Linked DNA regions of Homo sapiens: all the other regions are linked to region 1. The links are chromatin loops, found by intact Hi-C in ENCODE. Cell type or tissue: GM12878. All regions are shown on one strand. Region 1 overlaps LOC105374027 (a long non-coding RNA gene). Region 2 has its middle 460 kb from the start of CBLB. Region 3 has its middle 390 kb from the start of CBLB. Region 4 overlaps CBLB (Cbl proto-oncogene B). Region 5 holds the start of LOC105374026 (a long non-coding RNA gene).

Region 1 (5,000 bases):
TACTATTATATTTGTACGTTATATGTTTCACATTTCCGCAGCATATTTTCTTCATTGTTGCTAAGGGAAAGAGAGCAACTGCAATCTTCTATGATGCCAGGAATAGGCTTCATAGATGAAAAGCACGTTTATGAGAAACTTTAAGATAAACTGAATTTAAGGCCTCTTCCATGTGAGTTCTCTTACTTAACATCTTAGCTCCTCAACTTAAATAGAAGGCACATAAATTACTGATGTTCCCACACACTGACTAAAAGCTGGATAGGATTTGGGTTTGAGTATCAGAAGAATTGAGTTCCCTTCTGCCTCGCAATCTGAATCCAGTTCATTCAAACCATGCTTTACAAGAATGAGTTTCTTATTCTTATAAAAATATTTGCAATGAAAATTAATTAGTTTACAACCATATTTAAAACCTTGAAAAATACTGTTTTTGCATGATATCATTATTAATTATTGTATTGCAGCACCCAGCGTGATACCATGCTTATGCAGATACTTTACAAATATTACTTGATGGTTTGATGATTTTGTATGATTAAAAAACACACAAAAAGTTGGCTTTCATTACATGGAATTTAAGGACATATAAGAGTTTGCAAGTAAAAGGTATATATTCTTGCCATTTTTAATTGCTTAACTTTTATAAAACATAGTTTATGCTCTTTTCTAAGCTTTTTAATACTATGCAGAATCGACAGACAAGCTTAAATTACAGTCATATTCAATTACTAGCAGAATATACAATAAGAATACTCATAACATCATAATTGCTAAAACTTATTGATAACATAGTATGTTAGTCACTATACTAATTGCATAGATTCTCTTAAATGCTACAACTACGAATGAGTAGGTAGTAGTATCATTTATACTTTCCCAATGCGGAAAAGGAAACTTAAAGGCATATTTAAGGTCACAAATCTAATTAAGTAGCAGAGCTTGAACTCAAACTCAAAGTTAATCTAGGGGGGTTGAATTTAAGGGAGTTATCATTAAATACATCAATACAAAAAAAATTCCAATATTCTCTCTCTAAGGTTGCATAACTCCCTGTGGCTTCCATAGGCTATTTGGAAACAAATGTGAATATACATGGTTTCTTTCTGTCTATTCTTTGGCTAGTTAGAGGTTTCAGCAGTTCTTACCTGCTTATACAAAAGGCAGACAGATACAATTACAAGGGCGGTTTGAAATAAGTCCAGAATCTTCCTACCCACTGACCATGCAGAATCCAAACCCTTAATATGCATAATGAAGGCATTACTTCACTTTACTTTGTAATTTCTCCTAAAACGCACACAAACCATTACCTCATTCAAAATGGCTTGGATTGAAATAGCTGATTTAAACTGATGTTTAAATCTTAGAACGAAGCCAGGCTGCTGTCTGTGTAAGAGGCTGCACTGCCTTATTACTGTTTTATTTTGATTATATCAGCAAGTGAGAATCAATAGGTCAGACAGGACCTGTGAATTGATGTTTATTCATATGCATGCCTTCCAGCTGAATGTGATTAGAAATGATAGTGTCATTATGTAAGTGCTAATAGTACCTAAAATGTTTGAATGCTCACTACGTACTGAGCACTAGTGTACATGCTCTACATGGATTACTTCAAAACAACCCTATGGGCAGGGACGGTTATTGACCCCATTTTACAGGTGAGGTTAATATCACTTTGCCCAAGGGTCGGCACCTAGCAATTGGCAGTGCCATGCAGGCATTTTTACTTCAGAGTTAGCTCTAAACATCTAAATAGTCTTGGCATGAAATTCTATTATTATTGGAGGTCAAAGGGCATGACTACATTGTAAGCAGTACAATGGAATTGTTTTGGAACCTGAAGTCTCAGCTTCAATTTCTAGTGCACCATTTATCAATCGGTGTCCTTGGGCTAATTACCTCATTTGCTAGTGGAAGATAATAGCATTACCTACCTCACAGGTTGGTATGAGGTGGATAAATTAATTCATATGAAACATTTTAGCATAATGACTAAAAAATAATAAGTACTCAGTTATTATTATGTGAGTTACCTAACTGGCTCCATGAGTTGATTCAGGCTCTAAAAATAGGCAACAGATGCATTAGGCAGCTTTGATTGCTTTCTGTAACTTGACATAGCAGCTTTACGTTACTCAATGATTTAGTACAATTTAACATTTGTAGAGCTCCTTTCTCACAAAGATAATTGATCTCACCAATCATCAGCCAACTTGTGAACTGGCTCAGAATGAGAAAACCCATAAATTTCAGATGCAGAAACAGGCAAGCAGTGAAAATTCTTGCCTCAGGACACACTTGAATTCAAGGAGATTTGAGGATTAGCACCAAGGCATGTTATCTAACCAGAGAAAACACATCTCTTCTGAAAGTTCCTGATAGCCTGAGGACTCAAGGAATCAGACACCCAATGACTCCAGAGAGAAGGAAATGACACCTGAGAAAGAAAATGACACCTGAGAAAGAAAATCTGGCTAGTCTTAGATCTTGACACAGACTCTTGTTTGATGCTGGATATGTTCCAACTACATTAAAGTTCTCTACACTAGACTTGCTCAATTGTCTTGGCAGACTCTGCCATAGATGAGACATCAAGTAATCCATGCTGAGTAGAGAGAAGAAAAACAGTAACTGTAACAGACTAGGTTTCATTAACCCAAGGGTTCTAAGAAAAAAAAAAAACGTTGTAGAAAGCTTCCTTTTTGTGGCAATCTAACAAATTTTAGAAGAGAACTTTTTTATTAACTTATTTTTTGCCAACTGCATTATAATATGTAAGCTGACAGCTATATTTTTATAAAAATAAATTCGTATGTGCATTTTTATGGTACATGGGCTTCAATGGCAAGATGCTTCATTAGGCTGCTAATCTTATCCATCTCACTGGGTCTAGCCTCCCTCCCATCTCCCACCTCCCCTAGATCTATACGCACCTCCTTCTTTACTCCCCCAACTAAAAACACTTGTTAATATCACTTCACTGGGAACTGAAACAATGAGTTCAGTTTCATGAGTTAGCTGAGATAAATGTGGTGGGAAAATTTTTCTTTCTAAGTAATTTAAAGATATAGATACATTCACATATATATTCTTTGATTTATTTTGAAAGAAGTTAGAAAATAGGAGATCATCAAATATATAAACTTAATAGTTCAGTTTTCACTTAAAAAGTTAAAAAAAAAAAAGAAAAAGCCATTTTGTAGTAATCAAGACATTTTTGAGGATAGGACTTGGGCAGAGAGAGTACAGTGGTATTCTATAATCTGTGGTTTCTCTTTCTGTAGTTTCAGTTACCCATGGTTAGTTGCGGGTTTAAAAGTAGGTGAGTATATTACAAAAAGATATTTTCAGAAAGAGTGAGAGAAACCACATTCACATCACCCTTACTGCAGTATATTAATTGTTCCATTTTATGATTAGCTATTGTTATTCATCTCTGTGTCTAATTTATAAAAGAAACTTTATCATAGGTATATATGGGTAGGAAAACACATAGTATATGTAGGGTTTAGTACTAACCATGGGTTTAGGCTCTCAGAACCTATCCTCCATATAGGGGGATTACTGCATGCTACATGCTTGGATGGGATTTCCAATCTCATTTTCTAGTTTAACTCTAACCTTTCTGTCGCATTAGGGTGGAATGTTCTTCTCTAAAACACATGAAGTAAATGAATGCTTGGTAAAGATGTTCATGTTTAATTATAACTGGAAGTCAGACCTGTCTTAGGCAACATAATGATCAAGGTGAAGTTCATCCCTGCTGGCTTCCCATCTACTTCTGCCAGAGCCACTTCTTCCTTCTGACCCTCCCTTTGTCTTCCTGCCATCCCTGATTCTTGTCAAGGGGATAAAGTGTCGGGCAAAGCAAGCTTAAGGGTTTTGCCTTTCAAAGGAGATTTCTTCAAATTTAGAAAATGAAAACATTTTTCAGGAGGGGACCACTAAACCATGAAACTATATAGCTTGGGCATCAGCAATTTAAGTTTGAAATAAAACAGTGTTTAAATTTCAGTTTTGACACTTCTGGGTTTTATAACCATGGGTAAATGACTTCAATCTCTTTTGAATTCTTTGTCTGAAAAGAAATAGGAATAGCAATAGTAGCTATCTCTGTTGAGAGTTGAGAATACGGGGAAACTAGGTATGATGCCTATTTAACCCATAACAAAACGTCAATAGTCAGTAAGGCTGATAATTTGCAGAAAGAGTATCTGACTTGTACCCCTTTAAATAATAACATTTGGGACCACAAAAGTCACTTGCTGGTGAGACTGCCCACCATACCAGTTATAGATTGTCATAACTTCAAGGAATCTTAGAGGTCAGCCACTTCAAGGTACTTAGAAAAAGGTACCTGGCTTATCAGCCAGATAAACCAATTTTTCCACGGCCACATAGGAGTTGAGAGATTGAGTCATGTCTCTAACAGGAACTTCTTACTGCAGTTCTAATTTTTTTCACTTGTAGTTCTAATTCTGTTCACTTCACTGAGAATTCTTGAGTGTATAGGGAGCTGATGATGACAACTTTCATTTTGAAGTAAAGTATTCGTAATCCTTAAAATGTGTATTTTGCTTAAGATTTAATGTTAAGACTCAAATTCTCCATTTCATTTAAACATTTATTGGTTTGGTGTTCACTGAGCATCATTTTTGTTAATTTCAAAATAGTATCATTCATGAGAAACAAAATAAGTTTATGAAATTACTCCCTTTTCTAAACCTAAATTTTGTTGAAGAGCAGAGATGAGGTCCAATTCTACAGACACAGACCCATACACACACCCTCCAACCCCCTACACACAATGTAACACATGAATATTCCAACTCTAGAAAGCATGCTGTTGCAAGTTGCTATTTGAGTTCAGGAAAGAAAGAAATTAATATATGTTTTTGTAGTTATTGTTTTCGTGCATTCTGAAGCACATTTTGAAGTCCAAATAAAAGATATCTGTTGAGTGGATCCAACCTTTAGAAAATAGGTTCGCAAAC
Region 2 (5,000 bases), 150 kb after region 1:
GAAGCTGGAGGAAAGAATAATTTGTTCAATCTGAGCTGGCACTTTTATCTTTTCTTTGGTCTTTGCTGTTCCTGGTTCTCAGGCCTTCATTCTCTATCTGGGTTTACACTATTAGGCCTCATGCCCTGGTCCCCACTGTTCTCAGGCCCTACTATTTGAACTGAGTTATACCACTGGCTTTTCTAGTTCTCAGGTTGCAGACAGCAGATTGTGGAACTTCTTGGCCTCCATAATTGCTTGAACCAATTCCTATAATTGTCTGTCTATCTATCTATGTAACTATGTATCTATCTATCTACCTACCTACCTACCTACCTCCTGCTGGTTCTGTTTCTCTGGAGAACCCTGACTAAAGTATTATTCCAAATAGCTATTTTGGAAATTAAATGGAAAATAAAACAGCAGAATGCTTAAAAGACCATGTATTAGACTCACACAATCTAAGTTCAAATTGCCTCTGCCATGGAGTAGTTGGTAATCTTAATCTCTTTGTAAGCTTCTTTTTTCTCATCTGTGAAATGGAGATAATAATAATGCCTTTCACATATGATTATTTTGAGTATTAAATGAAGTACTAATCATATATAGTAAGGATCATTTAATACAATGACATATATTGCACCATGCAACACAATAAATTTTAGCTGTTATTATCATCCAATGTGAAAGTTGAATGTTACAATTTTGCAGTGGATTAGATTTCTCTCTTCCTTGGAACTATTCTTAATAATTTGAACACTAGAAATTTACCATTCATCTTACTTCTTAGTAGAGTATTTTAGAACTTGCAAAGGTTTTCTTAGTTGACCAGTATTTTATCTAATTACTATCATTCTATTCTGCCCTATAATCACTGCCTCTACCCATACTTCTATTCCTCCTAATTATAAAAAACTTCAACTTTCTACCTTTTAAAATAATCTGACACTGTGTCTGAGCACTCAGATTTTAAAACCATAATAAATAAATTTTAGCAGAATTATTCCAAATATATATAATGTATTTAATTGTCTTCACAAATGAAAATGTTCTGGACATGGTTTGAGTCTTTACTCATGATGCAAAACCACTGCCATGAATACCATTTTTTTGTGCTATGTTTTAACAGGGTGCTACGTTATTACTCAAGTAACCCTAGACAGCCCTAATAACACTAGAACTATTACATCAAATTGGTCCCATTACTTTTAAGGGTTCGAATTGGCAGTTCTTTTTTTTTTTTTTTTTCTATCTACTCCTTTGCTTTCTTGCTGTTAGTGCATTTTTTTGTTTTTAGTCTAATGCTGACATAGTCTAATGTTAACATAGGGAAGATCTGGTATATAACGAAGGAATCTGGCTTTCTTAATTTATTACATGTTGGCCCTTATTTATCTCTTTGGAGTAAAGTGAATGGGCTTTGTGATAGACATTTCCTTGGTTGCCAAGCTGTTAATGTTGGTTTGTTTTTGTTTTGTTTTGTTTTGTTTTGTTTCTTCACTTTGCACATATTTATTTGAGCTAAAGCATTGAGCAGGACTACCCCTATGCAATAGAGTTGAGAGGGTGACTGTGCATTATGGAGTTTACAGAATGTTGAAAAGCTCCCACTCTACACCAATTTGAATTCCTCAATAGTTTCCTTACATATCTACTGAGATGCTAGAAATTATAATGTCAGGATGTAGTTTTAACACTTTCAGGTTTACTGTGTAAAATAGTCTATTACAGGTAGCAATTTTAAGAAATTTAGATGACGAAGAACTGAGCATCTTAGATATCTCTGAACCAAATACATTGTATTTTCTTTTTACTTTTGTTCATATTGTCTGATAAAGGATTTTGGAATTGAGAAATGATAACTGGTTACCTTTACAGTGGAATGTTGAGCATTATCTCAAGGACACTTCTGGGGTTACGGGATTCTGTAAGAATAAGTGCCTTTCATTTTATTTAACTATTTTGCAACATTGTGGAGATAATTTGTAGAGAGATGATGGTGATGCAGATAGCTCCTGTTAAGAGAAATGCAAATGAATTTTGTGTGGTGGAGATGAAATTCATTTCTAGACTGCTGAAGACACCACTTTTGTATGTGATAGCAAATTTATTTCAGCATTCTTTCATGCTCATATAGGCACTATTTTTTACTTTTTAAAAATTGCTTTTTACATCTTATGGATTTCCTAAATAATGAAAAAGATAAAAATTAGTTATGTAAGATCTTTGATGCATATCTATTTTATATTTTATAAGTCATGATTTGACTTTTGAAAAAATTATTCTTTAACAATTTTACTTCCTCTATCTGAGGTAGTTTCTCTTCTCACTATTTCATCAATTTTATCATTTAACACTGGGCTCAATGTATATCCTCTTAATGAATTTCTTTCTGATCACAATTCCGAGTTATTATGGTAATTAACACTAGCAAAAGTTATCTATCACAACATTTTTATAGTATTCTTTAAACCCTTTATTGTGAGATAAATGTAATAAAACTGTGATTGTTTCATCCTTGTACTTGAATATCTAGCTGGGTGCTTGGTACATGACAAGGATTCTATAAATCACTATGGCCTACTGGCACCCATCTTGAGCAAGCTAGCACTATGAACCACAGAGAGTAAGCCTAGGAATCTCTCTGTCCCCAACTCTGCTCCCATGCTTGCTTCTCTACCCTGCACCTGAGATTCACTGCTATTCAAGGTCACCATCTATTGGGGGAAATCAGCAATTGGCAACTGCCAGGCACCAAGTAGTGGAATCTCGGTCAGGAAATCATCAACTCCATGAGTCACCACGCCTCTAGCCACCTGCCTAAGTTGAAATGACTGGGCTTTCTGGGAAAAGAAGGCATACAAGGATCTGGGTATGACTGGGACAGAGACTAAATCTGACCAAGGTAGCTGCCACTCCACCCCCAAACAGGCCCCTCCACCTCAGGATAGTTTCTCCTGGTTTGAAGAATATCTCCAGCTGACTGCAGCAGTTCAAGCTGGCCCACCGCCATTCACAGTCTATCCCAGGCAAACGGGATAGGGCAAGGCAAGAGTGTTCTCTCTTTATAAGTAACTAGGTATATAATGTCTTCTACTTTTCCTTTGGGTCTGCAAAGCTAAATACTTTTACCAAAAAAAAAAAAAAGTTTACTGATCCTTGCTACAGATTATTAAATTTTAATTTATGACTTGTCTTCCTCAAAGGATTATAAACTCCTTGAGGCAGCAAAAAGTATAATTGTCCCACCATGCTCAGTAATTATTAGATGATTAATTGTTTGCTTTCACCAATCTATATTCTTTAGCATCAAAATCTTCTATTTTTCCTCCATTTAATCCCACTATAAGTTGACAACTTTGAAAGCTACTTATATTTCAGAATAAGAGATAATGATGCAGGATTATTACTTATCTGACATGTTTAAAGAAAACATCAAAAAATTAAAATAGAAGTGTCATATCTATTAGCTAGCAATGACAAAAAGAAAAATACAAAAGAGGCCACAGGTCGTATAAAAAATTTTTAAAAGAAAACAGAATTCTAAATTAGGATTTATTTCACTCCAGGATATTAAATATTTCAAGAGTTTTGAAAGAAACTATCTTCTCCCTTCTGAGGTCTCAATCTATTTGTCTCAGCATGTTAGACATTGAGCCCTTGCCTGTCTCACCTGTTCTTCGCCTCCCACAAGGCCTGTGACTCAAGTGTACCACATGTGAAGTGTAGTCATGAGGCAACTGCTCTAAAAGACATTATTTCATTGACAGATGCAGTGTGCCCTAAGGATTATAGAAACTACTGCTCATGTTTTACTAATTCTTCTGGTCACTAAGTAGACCTCCACCTGTATATCAAGAAAATGACTTATGCCATCATCTGATTTGTGCTAGTCAATCCATTCTGCATTCCTGGACTGTAAGATCATTTGTGCTCAAGGTAAATACTAGCTGTTCTCAGGATGTGTTTACTTCGGGAATTTTGGAACTGGTTGAGGAAAGGTCTCAGGTGAAAGGTATTGATAAAAGAAAAGCTTTATTACATTTATCTTTTAAAGAATTTATTAAAGCATTCAGTGACTCATGAATCAAGGCAGCTTCAGACCACAAGTGGTTAGCACTCTGCCAGGAGGGGCAAAAGGGGAAACTTTTCTGAAGGGTTTGCAGAAGCACGACAAACAAAACAACTTTGGTTAGAATGGAAAGTTCCTAGTTAGAAGTTAGTTAGTAATTTCTTTTCTTTCTTTCTTTCCTTTTCTTTGGGGGTTGGGGTTCTTATTTCAGGTGCTGTATTTGAAAATATATTATAACACAAATACATTGTATAACTTCATGTAAAATGGATCTGGTTTTCCAATATGACAGGGTACAAGTCTCAAATCTAATTCTCCACCTCGCTTTCAGTCAATGATAGCCTCTGTTTTCAGAGAAAAGAACACCCTCATTCGCTTGCTCCCTCAGCTTCCTGGCCAACAATTCACTATCTTGCCTGCATTATTTTCCATCCCTTCGAGATTTATTTCTGTCCATGGAAAGTGGTGTTTAGTCCTTTATCTAAAGTTACTCTCTTCCTAAATTGGTTTCCTTACCTTCTGCTCCCCATTTTTTTCCAGCATCTCCATTCTCTCCTTCTTTGCTTGCTTATTCCCACAGTTAGTGATTTCTGATTGGTAGAGTTACCCTAGTTTCCATTTACTGTTTACATTGGGCTTTGATTTGTTCACCAAAGAATTTGAAGTGCCAGAGCCACCCCAGTCTAAAGGTCTCTAAATTCGATTAAAAAAAAAACAGTATGTTTAAATGAAAAAGACTAGAAAACAACATATCTGAGAGGATGATGTATGATGACTTTTCACAATGAAACTCGTCTGTCAGATGGGGTTTGTGGATATCTATTACATGTTATCTCCTAAATATCTGCAGGGAGGACCCTGTGCATAGTCACATGGAAAGGCACATTCTTTAAAAATGTTGATTGTAAATATTCAGATACATCCAATGTGCTGGGAGGAAATAATTATT
Region 3 (5,000 bases), 72 kb after region 1:
TTCTTAAGGGAGTTCTAAACATGGAAATAAAGAACAATACCAGCTACCCTCCAAACACACTTAAATACATAGCTATGAAGCAACTACACAATAGAAACTAAATTACAAAGCAATCAGGTAACAACTTCATGATAGAAATAAAACCTCATGTATCAATATTAGCCTTTAATGAAAACAGCCTAAACACCCCACTTAAAAGGCACCAAGTGGCAAGTTGGATAAAAACACAAGACCCATACATCTCCTATCTTCAAGAGATCCATATCACATGTAACAACATCCACAGGCTCAAAGAAAAGGGTTAGAGAAAAATTTATCACTCAAACGATAAACAAAAATGAGCAGGGATTACTATTCTTATATCAGATAAAATATACTTTAAACCAGTAACAGTAAAAAAGGACAAAATAGGTCATTATATAATGATAAAGGGTTCAATTCAACAGAAAGACTTAACTACCTTAAATATATATGCACCCAACTTTGGGGCACCACAGTCATGTAACAAGTATTTCTATACATATGAAAAGATGTGGAAAGCTACCCAATAATAATGGGGGACTTCAACACACCACTGACAGCATTAGACAGGTCCTCAAGGCAGAAAATTAACAAACAAATTTTGGAGTTAAATTTGACACTTAACCAGTTGGACCTAACAAACACCTCCACTCATCAAACACAGAATATATATTATTCTCATCTGCACATGAAACAAACTCAAAGATCAACCACATGCTTGACCATAAAACAAGTCTCAGTTAAGTTTTTAAAAATTCAAAATTACATCAACCATACTCTGAGACCAAAGGTGAATAAAAATAGAAATCATTACCAAGAAGATCTCTGAAAATCACACAATGACAGAAATTAAGTAACTTGATCCTAAATGGCTTTCAGGTAAAAAATGAAATTAAGGCTGAAATCAAAACAGTCTTTGAAATAAATAAAAACAGAGATATAACATACTAAAATCTCTGGGATGCAGCAAAAGCAGTGTTAAGAGGAAATTTTATATTGCTAAATGTCTACATCAACAAATTAAAAAGATCTCAAAATAACAATCTAACATCACACGTAGAACTAGTAAAAACAAGAACTAATAAAAACCAAACTTAGCAGAAGAAAATAAATAACCAAAATGAGAGCAGAACTAAATGGAATTTAGACCAAAAATTCATACGAAGAATCAATGAAACCAAAAAGTTAGTTGTTTGGAAGGATAGACAAGATTGATAGAATGTTAATTATATTAACAAAGAAAGAGAGAAAATCCAAATAAGCACAATCAGAAAAGGCACAGGTCACATTACAACTGATCCTACAGAAATATAAAGGATACTCAGATACTATTATAAACATCTCTATGCAGAGAAGCTAGACAATCTAGAGGAAATTGATAAATTCCTGAAAACACACAACTTCTCAAGTTTGAATTAGGAAGAAATTTAAACAGACCAGTATTGAGTTCCAAAATTGAATCAGTAATTTAAAAAACATACCAACTAAAAAAAAAAAAAAAAAGAAAGAAAGAAGGAAAGAAAAAGGAAAAGAAAAAACCTTGGACCAGATGGATTTCCTCCAAATTCTACAAGATATACAAAGAGTTGGTACCAGCTCTACTGAAACTATTTCAAAAAATCGAGGAGGAGGTATTCCTCCCTATCATTCTACAAAGTCAGCATCATACTGATACCAAAAGGTGGCAAAGACACAATAACAACAAAAGAAACCTACAAGCAAATATTCTTGATGAACATAGATGCAAAAATCCTCTACAAAATACTTGTAAACCAAATCAAGCAGCACATCACAAAGTTAATTCAGCACAATCAAGTAGCCTTTAATCCTGGGATGAAAGGTTGGTTCAACATATAAAAATCAATGAATGTTATTCACCACATAAACAGGATTAAAAACTAAAACCATATGATCATTTCAATAGACACAGAAAAAGCTTCCAGTAAAATTCAACATCCTGTCATAATAAAGACCCTCAAGAAACTAGGCATCAGAAGAACATACCTCAAAATAATACAAGTCATGTATGACAAACTCATAGACAACATCATACAGAACAGGGAAGTTGTAAGTGAGACAGCCAGGTGGGAGGGGGCCCCTAGAGGAACTCTAACCAGCCTGCCCACTGGACTGGAACCTCAGAAAGTTTGCACCCTTTGCAATGCGGAGGAGCCCAGCCCCTCCTCTTCCTGTGCGGAACCTGAGATTCAAATAGCCAGGTGGGAAGTGCTCTAGCAGGGTACTCTGGCCGTGTGGAGGATCCGTGTCCTTTCCCCACCCGCCCCCCGGCCCTTTTCACCCAATAAAACCCTGCTTTACTCACCCTTTAAACTGTCTGTGAGCCTAAATTTTCATGGCTGTTGGACAGACAAGAGCCCCCACATTTTTACCTGAACTAAGGAAAAGTTATGCAACGTTTTTGCCGCAAATGAGGGGCTCCAGAAGTGGTGAGTGAAATGGGAACTCAAAACCTCTCACTGTGATTTCTAAGCCTTTTCAACCTCAGACGTCTGAACTTACAAGAAACTGCACCCCCACTCCTTGTCGCTTCTGGGGTTTGAACCCCCATCCCTCTCCACTCCTGGGGGTTGGGGGCCTTTTCATGGCCTTTTCCTTCCTTTCTCAGGAAGAACCAAGGAGCAACAGCTCTCAGCCCCTCCCACCTCCATGCTGGGGCTGGGACGCGGTGCCCAAGGGTCCCACACAGCCAGCAGGCTGGTTCCCAGCCATGCTGCAGCAGCTTTCCCCTTCCCCAGCCAAACGGTTTCAACTCCACGGGACAGTAATTAAACTTTTCTCCCCAGCGGAGGAACCACTTGCCTAAGAATAAGAGGTTCTTCCCCAGATATTTTTAAACTGTTTCTTTTCTTTCCCCTACTCTACCCCATCAACAAATTAACCTTTAAAGTTTTTTTGGTTTTGTTTAGCAACCCTGCCTTAGGGAATGGTTCTTTCTGGTTTGATATCTGCATGTGGCCCTATCTCTTAAAGGGCCCCATCCAGCGACTGACTTTTCTTCTGCTTGTCTGTGTGTGCTCTACGTATGATGTCTGTAAAAAGAGCTCCCTGGCCAGCATGGTGAAACCCCGTCTCTACTAAAAATACAAAAAATTAGCTGGGCATGGTGGCGTGCACCTGTAATCCCATCTACTCTGGAGGCTGAGGCAGGAGAATTGCTTGAACCCGGGAGGCAGAGGTTGCAGTGAGCTGAGATCACGCCACTGCACTTCAGCCTCAGCAACAGAGAAAGACTGTCTCAAAAAAAAAAAAAAAAGAAGAGCTCTAATTACTTTGGCGTAAAGAAAGACAAGTGCCTGGATCTAATAATTTTAAGAAATAAAAGCTATGGTACCTTCCAGTTCTGTGACTGTAATCTTTGAGAAATAAAAACAGCCCCAAGGACTATTGGTAAAATGCAGGCCGGATGCAAGGTTTGCTAAGTGTTTTGAGGTTACGAACTGCTTTTTGGGTTTTGAGAACTGTCTGTCTTGCCTGCTTCACAATTGGTAAGGCCTGGGGATATATGGAACTAACCATGCCCTTAACTAAGAAGGCAAACCTTGACTGTAGTTAGCACATAATTAAAGCTAATGTACCAAGTTTTACCTTAAAGTTAACAATTGCTAGGAGTTACCATTATAACATGTAATTGAGACTACTGAAAACAGATTTACATGCAAGGTGTATAAGAACAGTAAAATCGTGTGTGTGTGTGTGTGTGTGTGTGTGTGTGTGTATGTGTTTTGTAAAAGGTTATAAGAAGACATGGAAATGTAAACTTTGGCCTAGGGTTAAAGGATTATATTGAGTTAAATTAGGAAAAAGCTGAAGTTTCAAAGAAGTGGTGGAAAAATTTTGGAAATTAATCTTGCAGAAGAGGTTCTCAGTGTGAGCATATTGACTAAATTAAAAAAAGTATTACATGTTTTTTCTCAATATAAATTGAGCTTCAAAATAAAAGCATAACAAGGTTTTTCTAAGGTACTAATCTTCTCTTTGGCAAAATTTGTAAAGGGTTATCAAAGGCTTTTGCTTCTTTAAAATTTCTGAGTCATCATTTTGGCAAAATAAATAATTTATGGTAATCTGGATTTCTATTTCGTAATATCAAGTGTTTTAAATCTTGAACATTTAACAGCATTCCCCAAATCAAACTTCAGTTTCAAAATTGTCTTCCCTGGCACCTGGCTTTTCAAATACTTCGGAGAGCCACTGAAGTGTCCGGAAAAGAGAGGTAAGCAGGATTATTTCACAAGTTTAGGTACATGGGATTGCCAAAATTATGCTCAATCTTCTTTAGGTTATATTTTTGTGAATAATGCTAACATATGTCCCAAAATTGTATGGGATTTCTAAAATTTTAATGTATAAGTGTATGCTATCAATCATAATTAAGGTTGTTAAGTTATCGTAAACCACGGAGATAACCAAACTTTGTTGTCAATTGTGTTTTTGACTGTGACTACCCTGGACATTTTGCTATTCACAGATAATTATTGTCTTGTTTTAATCCTTTTCAAAAGATGGTTTATAATTGGCTATAAGATTTTAACAGGTGCTCTCAAATACAGACTTCCGATAACTTTGGATACTGTAACATTTTAATAAAGGAAAATGAGCAGGACTTGTGAAGAGCTGAAATGTTTACGAATATCAAGAAAAACAACAGTTAATTAAATAGACTGAACTCAGGAAGCTGAAGCAACCTTTTTGACTTTTGCTTGGAATATTGCTGATCCTTCTTTTTCAGAGTCAATGAAACTTTTGAACTATTTACAGCCTTTAATAATTAAGTAAGGTATACACTCCTGTAATCAAGATTTGGAGCATGTTTGTTTCTCTCTGCCTGGTTCCTCTAGAATTTGGAAACGATGAGTATTCTTATGGCAATATAGTTGTTTGCATTAGTGCAATAAGAATCCAGTTTTCGTTAGAATGGCGATCATTAAAAAGTCAGGAAACAACAGGTGCTGGAGAGG
Region 4 (5,000 bases), 350 kb before region 1:
AAAAAATCTCTACCTAGCCCATTTTACTATTAATATATTTTTTAACTGCAAAAAAGACAATTAATTCAACAACCTTAAAAAATATATCAATCACAATTTCCTGGGGTGGGGGTGGGCAGTTGAGGCAGTGGATGAAGAGCTATTGGTCAAAGGATACGAAATTTCAGTTAGACCGGAGACATAAGTTCAAGAGGTTAACAATGTACTGTATATTGAAAATTGCTAAGAGGGTATATTTTAAATGTTCTCACCAGTTAAAAAAGAAAAAAAGTAAGTATGGGAAGTAATGGCTATGTTAATTAGCTTGATTTAGCCATTCCACAATGTATACATATACAGAAACATCATGTAGTACAACCATAAATGTATTTGTCATTTTTAAATAAAGAAATAGGGCTGGACACGGTAGCTCATGCCTGTAATCCCAGCACTTTGGGAGGCCGAGGCGGGTGGATCACGAGGTCAGGAGATGGAGACCATCCTGGCTAACACGGTGAAACCCCGTCTCTACTAAAAATACAAAAAATTAGCCGGGCGTGGTGGCAGGCACCTGTAGTCCCAGCTACTCAGGAGGCTGAGGCAGGAGAATGGCATGAACCAGGGAGGCGGAGCTTGCAGTGAGACAAGATTGCGCCACTGCACTCCAGCCTGAGCGACAGAGCAAAACTCCATCTCAAAAAAGAAAAGAAAATCAAGTAAGCAAGCAAGCATGACAGAAGTCAAAATCAAAAACAAAATCTTCCCCACTATACATAAATGAACTCAAGTATTCAGAAACAAAATATGAAGGACTAGGTTAAACTCCGACAATAAGAGCACAGATTTATCATAGGGAAGATGTGCCCTGCTTTTACCTTGCTGTATCACAAGATACCCTATATTCTTCAGAAATGCTGCAGTCTCAAAGGAAAAGATCATCCATGGGACACTTTATTGGAAGCTTTTCTTGTTTACCAATTAAACTATGACTTCATGTTATCACAACGCTGACAAGGTGTACAAACTATGTAACATTTTGCAACTACAGGACAGTCTGCCTTTCACATATCACTTATTAATCTCCATGAACTATTAGCATCAGCCATTTTTCAAGGCTCTTTATCTTCATTTTAACTGCAAAAAGGAATTGCTTTTTCCAGGTTCTTGAGGATTCTTTTCATTGGTGAAAAGCGGCATGTAATGTTACAAAGAATAACCCAAAAAAAGCTTTCAGTTATGAATGTATTTTCCTATATCATGAATAGTTCTAAAAACGAGCTTCAGTTTGAAAAGAGTAACTTTGAAGTCAGATTTCTCAGAAATCTTTTTGTGAAAACTGAACAACTGGATGTTGAATGATGTGTAAAACTACTATCTCACAGTGAAGGAAATGTCCAGGGAAGCTGTGGGAAATTAGAAATGATCACCATAAAGAAAAATGAACACCAGTTTAGTAGGAAGGAGAAGGGAAGACATCAGGAGAAATATTTAAATCTTTAATTCAACCAACTTGATACTGAAGCCCAACTTAGAAATTTAAAATAGTATGATTTAAAATTAAACAGAAAAATTATTTTACTCTAAGTCACACTGAAACCCAGTAAAATGTTTACACTCTTAAAAATACAACCTACTAGCTCCAGATTAACTAATTGCAGTGGATTGCTAACATATTAAAATACTTGGTGTACATTCTGCTTCTTTCTAAGCTTCAATGACCTGCAGTAAATTGAAAGCTTCCTAAAATAACATCTAATTAAAATTCTTGACAGCAGTTTGAGATTGCAGTACAGCAAATAAAGTCCTGCTCTCACCTTGTTTACTTGCCATCTGTCTCTCTTTTAAATGTCAAGTACCAAACATGCTACAAGAATTCCAGTTATTTAGGCTTTCCAGTTATTTTAATCCCACATAAATGACAGTTTACAATAAATGCATACAAAGAAGGATTAAACTTGATGCTGGAATGATGCCACACATACAGTAGAGGAAGTAAATAAAGAATAGTTACATAATGGAATGTTATCTGGTACACAATACATCTACACTGATCTTCCAATATAAAGGTTACCTCGAGTGATTAGAGGTAAACACTGCTTGCCTTTTGTGCCTCACCTCTAAAGCTTTACTTCACAACCTTAATTAATCTCTTGATAAAGATGTGGGAAGACCACCATGTTACACAACTCTCAGAGGTACCACTTCTCTTAAGAAATAGTAAAAAGGTTATGACAGCTCTGTCTAGTACACCTTTCCTTCACTAATGGTTTCTGAAATCAAAAGATCCTCTCAATGAAGTCCAGCAGCCCCATCCTCTCTTTCTAACACGCTTACCTGGATCAAAATAATTTAGCATAGTTATCTGTGTCTAACATGATCTCCCAGGAAATGAAGTGTGGATTTGGGAGTGTCCTCAATCTTGCTATAATAAATAAAAATTAAATTTAATTGTGTAAGAACTATCCAGATAAATTTTAAAAAGTAATTCAAGGAGGTTCCCAAATTAGTCTGGGGACATACCATGAGCACCCCGCAGAGGCAATATGAAACAGGAGTTTATCTTAGGGCTGGGTTTTGACCTCCAGAGTTATAAGAAAAGAAAAACTATTTCACAAATATTTACGGGCAAGTTTCGGAACCACAGTATGGCCTGAGAAATAGGGCAAATATGACGGTTTCTTACATGAAGGGATCATGGCCAACTAAAATGGTAAAGCTGAGATTACTGACATCCCACACTAGTTAACTTACAAAAACACACAAAACCACCCCCACCCTTGGTCTAGTGAGTCAAAACAAACTGCTGACAAACCCTAACAGCTATGTGAGGGGGCGCAACGATAATACACAGTGAGAACACACATGCCTCTGTTTTCCTGTCAAGTCTAAGTCTGCATGGTGGATGTAAGAAAACAGCAATTCCTTTCTTTAAAAGCCCTGCCTACATATTCAAAATATCTCAGATGTCCCTCAAAGCTGATATGCTCACATCAAAACAAAACAAGACCAAAAAAAAAAAAAAATCATTTATAGCAAGAATATTAGATCCAACCCTCCGACCTTTACTTTAAAAGGAAAGAAAAAGAGATAGCAGTTAAGCAATACATAAATACAAAATAGCCTTAGCTAAAATTTAAAAACTAGTTTTCAAGTTTGGAAATCTTCATCCGTATTAAGGAATTCCGTCAACAAGGACACAAGACAATTCCCACAATAAGACTTAAAAAACATTGTGCACGCGTATTAATGCACTGCCTCAAGAGTCCTGAATAATATAACAACCATCTGCTGCACAGCAAGCTATAAAGAGGATGAAGCACTTCTGTCAATAATACATACCAAATGAAACTGGACTATTCATGTCGAAAGCATAGATTTTTGGAGGATTCCCCAGTTGCCGAAAAGTCCTGTGTATTCAGGGTCATAAGTACAACACATCACAGAAACAAAAACAGTCTTTGAAGAAATGTTAATATAAGAATAAGAGGAAGTGAAAACACTCATTGGAGCTCAGATACAGAACTAATAAGTCAATAAGAAAGCTATGCAATATGCTCATTGCTTTGAGTAGTTTGTGAGAGTAGGCAGAATGATGTGAATTTTTTAGGAATTTATCTTACAGGTACTAAGTGTAGCTACAAGGACACTCCATTAAAGAAGTACTTGTAAACTGTAGTAATTTCATGAACTTTGTCCAAGAATGTTATTACAGTAAAGCTATTTTGAGAATACATACAGTTAAGAGTTGCTTTGAAATATATTTATAATTAAAACATAAATAATAATGATATTACTATCCTTATAAGCATTTTCTTTTCTTCTAAAATCGCCAGTACTCATTCCCAAATGTGAAGAAGCTGACATTCAGAGTGTACCTACAAATTCTAAAAACAAGCCTTCAGACACTTCAACACTTTCCATTGTAACATCTCTCTTCTGCCTCCCTCCAGGCCCCAGCAGCTCGTAATCTAGGAATACATCAGGATTTTCAAATCATCCTATAGTAATTCTAAAGAAATAACCATATATTATTATGAGTGTTTGCCAAGTATAAAGCACTGTTCTGGATACCATGGGAGACACAGAAGAGACATAGCCTATTACCTTTTTTTTTCCTTTTTTTCTTTTTTTTTTTTTTTCTGAGACACGTTCTCACTCTGTCACCCAGGCTGGAGTGCAGCGCCATGACCTCAGCTCACAGTAGCCTCAACCTCCTTGGCTCAAGCAATCTCACCCATTTCAGCCTCCAGAGTAGCTGGGACCACAGGCATGGGCCAACACACCTGGCTATTTTTTTTTTTTTTTTTTTTTTTTTTTTGTAGAGATGGGGTCTCTCTGTTACCCAGGCTCCTAACACCATTTTAAAAAGATAACAATATTTGACAATATATCATTAACTGCCACATGAAAGGCCTTGATAAATGCTATGGTCAGAAGGAAAAGACACATTTTAGCTAGAATGATCAGAAAATCAGAGCCAAGATGGGCATGGGGATAGAGTGGGAATGTTAGCTATGCCAGTAATAAGAAAGAATATCTGCATAAACTGGAAATAGGAAAGGGAGGAGAAAGGGGCAGGATAAAAGGCTGGCAAGCAAAGGTAAATTCCAAGGATAGTGATTAGGCTAATCTCAGAAAAACATAAGAAGAGAATTGCAATCCATCTTTTCCAACAAAACTTTAAAAACCTTACAGAAATGTATCCTTCTTTTTTTTTTTTTTTTTCTGTCGCCAGGCTGGAGTGTAGTAGTGTGAACTCGGCTCACTGCAATCTCCACCTACCAGGTTCAAGCCATTCTCCTGCCTCAGCCTCCTGATTACAGGCGCATGCCACCACACCCAGCTAATTTTTGCATTTTTAGTAGAGACAGGGTTTCACCATGTTGGCCAGGATGGTCTTGATCTCCTGACCTCTCAAAGTGCTGGGATTACAGGCATGAGCCATCACGCCCGGCCCCCTCTTCTAAGTGACTCGAGACTGGAAGTGGATTCCTCTGGTAGTATAAAGGAAGCTTAGTAAA
Region 5 (5,000 bases), 120 kb before region 1:
CTTTAAGAGAGTAAATATTTATCCTTAAAAGAGTAAATATTCATCCTTAAAAGAGAATGAGATCCAGCTATTTGCAGCAACATGAATGGAGCTGGAGATTATTATGTTAAGGGAAAGAAGTCAGGCACAGAAAGACAAACATTGCATGTCTTTACTTACTTGTGGGATCTAAAAAACAAAACAACTGATTAACATAGAGACTAGAAGGATGGTTACCAGAGGATGAAAAGAGTACTAGGGGTATAGGTGGGGAGGTGTGGATGTTTAATGGGTACAAAAAAATAGGAAGAAAGAATAATATTTACTATTTGGTGGCACAACAGAGTGACTACAGTCAATAATAACTTAATTGTACGTTTAAAAATAACTATAAGAGTATAATTGGATTGTTTGTAATATAAAGGATAAATGCTTGAGGGGATGGATACACCATTCTTCATGATGTGCTTATTTCACATTGCATACCTGTATCAAAACATCTCATGTACCCATAAATGTATATACCTACTATGTACTCACAAAAATAAAAAAATACATATATTAACAAAATACACTACATATGATCTGACCAATATTGAGTGCACAGGTCTAAGTTCATTCTTTCCTCTTTTAGTATAGATTAGGAGTTTATGAATGTTTTTGGTAACCAGTTGCATATATTGGCTTATACTGAGTTTTAGGTAACTAAAATGCTTATTTCTTTTTCTAAGTGAATTATTTAACTGATTTACTTGAAGAGTAATGCAGAATATTACATTTATTAAATTTTACCTTGCTGGTTTTGGCCTTGATCTTGACTTGATAATTCTGGATTATTTGTTATCATCTGTGTACTTATATAGAAATATAAAACAAGAAGAAATAGTGAGTCTTGCTGTTCCAATAGAAAATAACCTGTACGTTGTCTTAATCCTCTTTACATAAGATTTTTTCAACTGGCTACAAATCCAGTAAGTTCATATATTGTTCTAGCTTATCTTACATGGACAATTCCTCAGATGCCTTGTTGAACAGACTGTCATGTCTTTACAGTATCCATACTGCTTCCTGGTGAGTACCAGCTTAACAAATCATGTATTTAAAATCCCACTCTAAATGTTTTCATGTATGTGTGTCATAGTTTTGGACCCTCTTTCTAGAATTCAGATTTATTATAAAGAGAATTCATATTTTATCTTTTTTGAGACCAACAAGATAGGTTTTAAACCTAACCAAACTATCATTAATAGCTTTTCCATAGTGATGTATGCAAATTCCTTCCCACACCTTGGACTATATAATTCATGATAAATTGCATGAGGGATCTGGGGCTTGAATCTGAATATAATAGTGTGATTTTAATTGGGGTCACTTAGAATGTTTGTAATATCAGTTAAATGACTTACATTCTTCGTGACTTGGTCTATAAGGATGATGAATATGAAAGCACTGATCGCAGTAACTATCAACCTTGGATTTAAATATATATACAATATATAATGTACCCATCTTTACACTTTTTCCTAAATTCAGCCAGATAATTAATTTTATGGAATATTGCTAGATAGCATATTTCCTCTACCTCCCCATTCATAGTACCTTTGGGAATAACTACTACTAGTCACAACTAAAATATTAATTAAATGGAAATTTGGCTAGACATCATGGCTCACACCTGTAATCCCAGTGCTTTGGAAGGCCAAGGAGATAAGATCATTTGATACCAGGAGTTAAGAGCAGCTGGGGCCACGTAGGGAGACCCTGTGATATGGTTTGGATTTGTCTCCACCCAAATCGCATGTTGAATGTTGCAGGTGGGGCCTAGTGGAAGGTGATTGCATCATGGGGGCAGTTTCTAATGGTTTAGTGCCATCCTCCCAGTGTTGTTCTCATAATAGAGTTCTCACAAGATCTGATTGTTTACAAGGCTGTAGCACCTCTTTTCGCCCTCTCTTTCACCTGCTCCAGCTATGGTGTGAAGCACTGGTTCCCCTTTCACCTTCCTGTCATGATTGTAAGTTTTCTGAGGCCTCCCTAGAAGCTGAACAGATGCTGCCATGCTTTCTGAACAGCCTGTAGAACCATGAGCCAATTTAACCTCTTTTCTTTATAAATTATTCAGTCTCAAGTATTTTTTATAGCAATGTAAGAATGGACTAATACACCCTATTTCTACAAAGAATAATAAAACAGAATTATCTGGGTGTGGTGGTGCATGCCTCTAGTTCTAACTACTGCACTCCAGCCTGGGTGACAGAGCAAAGCCCTGTCTCTAAAAAACAAACAAAAACCAAAAAAGGTGGTGGGGGAAATACTACCTAAATTATAAAAAATTAATAGCATCATCTACATATAGACTCAAAATTCTTGGAAAAACTCACCAATGGCTTGTTCATTTTTTCATGCAGTGTAGTGAGGTTTGAGATACCCTTACTTCTTTTTTTAGTCTCTTAGCATTTCCTAGAATTTTAATGCATGTGCTAAGCCTAGGAATTTTCTTTTCAGTTATTCTCATTTGAGTCCCAGTCCTTCTCTCTTTTGGCACTGGCCCCAGATCATTGTTTCCCTTTCCTTGCCAAAGGTTACCCATTACTGCTTACTTTCTGTGCCAATTCTACAACTGAAATATTCTTGTTCACAAAAGCTCTAAGTCACCAGAGGGTAGGCCTTAACTCATTTCAATGGCAATTTCCATCATATTTCTGATGTTCTCATATCCTTTTGTATTTGGAGCAGAGACTATAAGTGCTTCAACATACCATTTTAGAGTATAGTCACAAATCCATCTAACTACATATCGTTTTAGAGATTAGTACTATGTTTTGGTAGAGTTTCAGAAGAAAAAACCACAGCTGACATTAAGATTGGCAAAGCTTTGAACAATACAGCTATAAATAATTCTTTCAAGGGTGTCCTCTGTTATGAGGATAACACCTTCACAGCCTATCTGTATGTCATTCTCTCCAAAGTGGTTTCATACTTTGGTAAGCATCTTTCTCTTTCCCTTTTGACGTCTCCAGGCACTCAGTTGCAACACATAGAAGGCCATGTTTTGAAGAATGAAAGCAATTTTCGGCCCAGAATTCTGGCTTGCTTTCCCTATCATTTTCTCTTAGAATTGAGTAATCTTTGAATTGTTCCAGAAAATATGAAAATGAACACTGTCAGTGTGGGACCCTGTTCAACACACTTAAAGATTTTGAATCACAATCTTGCTCATGTTTGGGTTTTGCATGCAATTTACATCAGACTAGAAAGATGTACGTAATAAGGATGGCAATGGCCTTCCTATTTGATAACAATAAAAACAATAATTGTTTTTTTATTTTTCCTAAAGTGAAAATTCTTTAAGCCAATTGATGGAACTAGGGATTATTGGTATTATTAAGGTATTATAAAGGGAGTGTTGATACAAACCTAATCTTTTAAGTAAAATATTGCTTCAGTGGATTGAACTGGAGATTATTGGTTATACAAAGGGCACAATAAGGCTGTGTGTCTCTGTTACAAGCCTAAATCTTTTTAATAAAGTATTTTAGACCACCATGTTTTCACATTTGCTTTTGAATAGGTAATGGCTACCATTATGCTCTTTCATGATAAATTTTCAGAGTGATCCCTAAAGGCCATTGCATTAAAATATGAGAGTGAGTGGGAGTGATCTGTACCCTTGACTCTTATTTTTATTAGCATTAGATGATTCCTCTTAATACTTTCCACTTGAGTGGCCATTATAAAATTATAACTTTTCGGATGGAAATTTTTTAAATCACAGAAAAAAGAAATGGAGTGTACAAAAGTGGAAACTACTCATGCAGGAAGTGCCTTTCTTGCCTGGGGAATGCTATAATTTTCTGGGAAATATTGTCATAAAACACTTGATATTTTTAGAATGCTTTTACCATCAAAAACCTGCTACATTTTAACACCGCCTCGCTCCTCTTTTATTGCAAAAAGAAAATTCCAAGTTTCATATGTTTTAAATAAATGATTACCTTCATGCTCTCCTTTTCTTGCTTCCCATTCTCTGAGTTTGTTATTACTTGGGTCTTTCCTTGGCTTTTTGTGGAGAATAAGGTTGTGCCTGGCATACATCAAACATCGACAGCAAGTGCATTAAGTCTTGGATGTGAATGGCGTCATTTCAGCTGATGATGTCAGCCTAATGAGCACATATCCTGACTTTTGAACTTTATTAAAGCATTCCAAATTTATGTCTTTCATATATATATGAAAAAAATGTGATTTTTAAAAATATGAATAATCAGTCTTTAAAATAGCGGGCCTTCTAAACACAGAGAAAAATTAGTGTGATCACTACTCTCACAAATTTTATTTTAAAATAAAATGATAACAAGGACAAGAACAAACAGGGACTTTCTGATTCTGAGAATGGAAACCCACATACAAGCCCTCTAGGGACAGTGTACGCAGATAAAAACAGTGAGAGTGGAATTTTCCTGAGTTTTATTTCTATAAATAATTAACCGAATATACTTATATAAATAAATACTTCCCTCTGGGAATTTCAGCATCATTTGAAATTTCTGAATACTAATTTTGGTTTTAGCCTCTACTCCCTATTCTCATTTTTGGCATATTTCTCTCTCCTTGTCTTTTAAGGAGAAATCTTCCATTTTCTGAAAGAAATAAAAGAGAAATTGCATAATAGTCAAAACTAATGTTTGTTATTAAGAGCAAAATGGAATTACTATAAAGGGAGGCATGACAAAGAGTCAGGGAAAAATAACTTTACCACTGAAAATCCACAAACCTCTGGGGTTACAATTCCTAGGGAATCCCTCTGTTTCATTTTAATCTTGGGCCTTTATTCCATCACACTTTTCTTAATAAAGGAATATCACTAAACTACTAGAAGTAGCTTTTATATCAGTCATATTCTCTTCATTTTTCAATTAGTTACTGTTTTTGTAATATTGTAGAGAAAACCATGGGAGTTAGCCTATACTTCAACCATCAAGAAGTCAAAGAAAAGTCCAGCACTTTGGGTGGCCGAGGTG

Evidence for each region. Peaks named below come from ENCODE experiments on the same cell type or tissue, not always from the same donor. Only the 100,000 strongest peaks of a DNase experiment are listed, where the experiment ranks them.
Region 2: it touches region 1 in a loop (2.3-fold over the local background); 6 of 110 quality-filtered maps call a loop at or near these places.
Region 3: it touches region 1 in a loop (5-fold over the local background); 2 of 110 quality-filtered maps call a loop at or near these places.
Region 4: it touches region 1 in a loop (5-fold over the local background); 2 of 110 quality-filtered maps call a loop at or near these places.
Region 5: a loop joins it to region 1, with 2.1 times the contacts of the local background. A loop is called at or near these places in 3 of 110 quality-filtered maps.

Annotation. Positions count from the first base shown.
Region 1 is chr3:106,181,744-106,186,743 of GRCh38, forward strand. The region is part of intron 2 of LOC105374027 (a long non-coding RNA gene); the gene reads left to right. Among named protein-coding and RNA genes, the nearest start is that of CBLB, 320 kb to the left of the region's middle. RefSeq lists an enhancer at 2,663-2,712. In GM12878, no CTCF peak of the experiment used is centred here; DNase peaks (open chromatin) are centred at 2,478, 2,944, 3,338 and 3,630; H3K27ac peaks cover 3,690 bases.
Region 2 is chr3:106,330,303-106,335,302 of GRCh38, forward strand. No RefSeq gene overlaps it. Among named protein-coding and RNA genes, the nearest start is that of CBLB, 460 kb to the left of the region's middle. In GM12878, a CTCF peak has its summit at 2,707; DNase peaks (open chromatin) are centred at 2,729 and 4,127; H3K27ac peaks cover 1,240 bases.
Region 3 is chr3:106,253,894-106,258,893 of GRCh38, forward strand. No RefSeq gene overlaps it. Among named protein-coding and RNA genes, the nearest start is that of CBLB, 390 kb to the left of the region's middle. RefSeq lists an enhancer at 2,807-3,166. In GM12878, no CTCF peak of the experiment used is centred here; DNase peaks (open chromatin) are centred at 2,158, 2,568, 2,888 and 3,548; H3K4me3 peaks cover 4,627 bases; H3K27ac peaks cover 4,410 bases.
Region 4 is chr3:105,833,981-105,838,980 of GRCh38, forward strand. All of the region lies in intron 3 of CBLB (Cbl proto-oncogene B), which reads right to left. Among named protein-coding and RNA genes, the nearest start is that of CBLB, 33 kb to the right of the region's middle. In GM12878, a CTCF peak has its summit at 2,523; DNase peaks (open chromatin) are centred at 2,751 and 3,351; H3K4me3 peaks cover 1,460 bases; H3K27ac peaks cover 3,258 bases.
Region 5 is chr3:106,065,999-106,070,998 of GRCh38, forward strand. It overlaps LOC105374026 (a long non-coding RNA gene), which reads right to left and starts at 4,185. Exons shown (of 3, transcript XR_924310.3): 1 at 3,975-4,185; 2 at 772-833. RefSeq lists a silencer at 2,424-2,718. In GM12878, no CTCF peak of the experiment used is centred here; DNase peaks (open chromatin) are centred at 1,923 and 2,972; H3K27ac peaks cover 350 bases.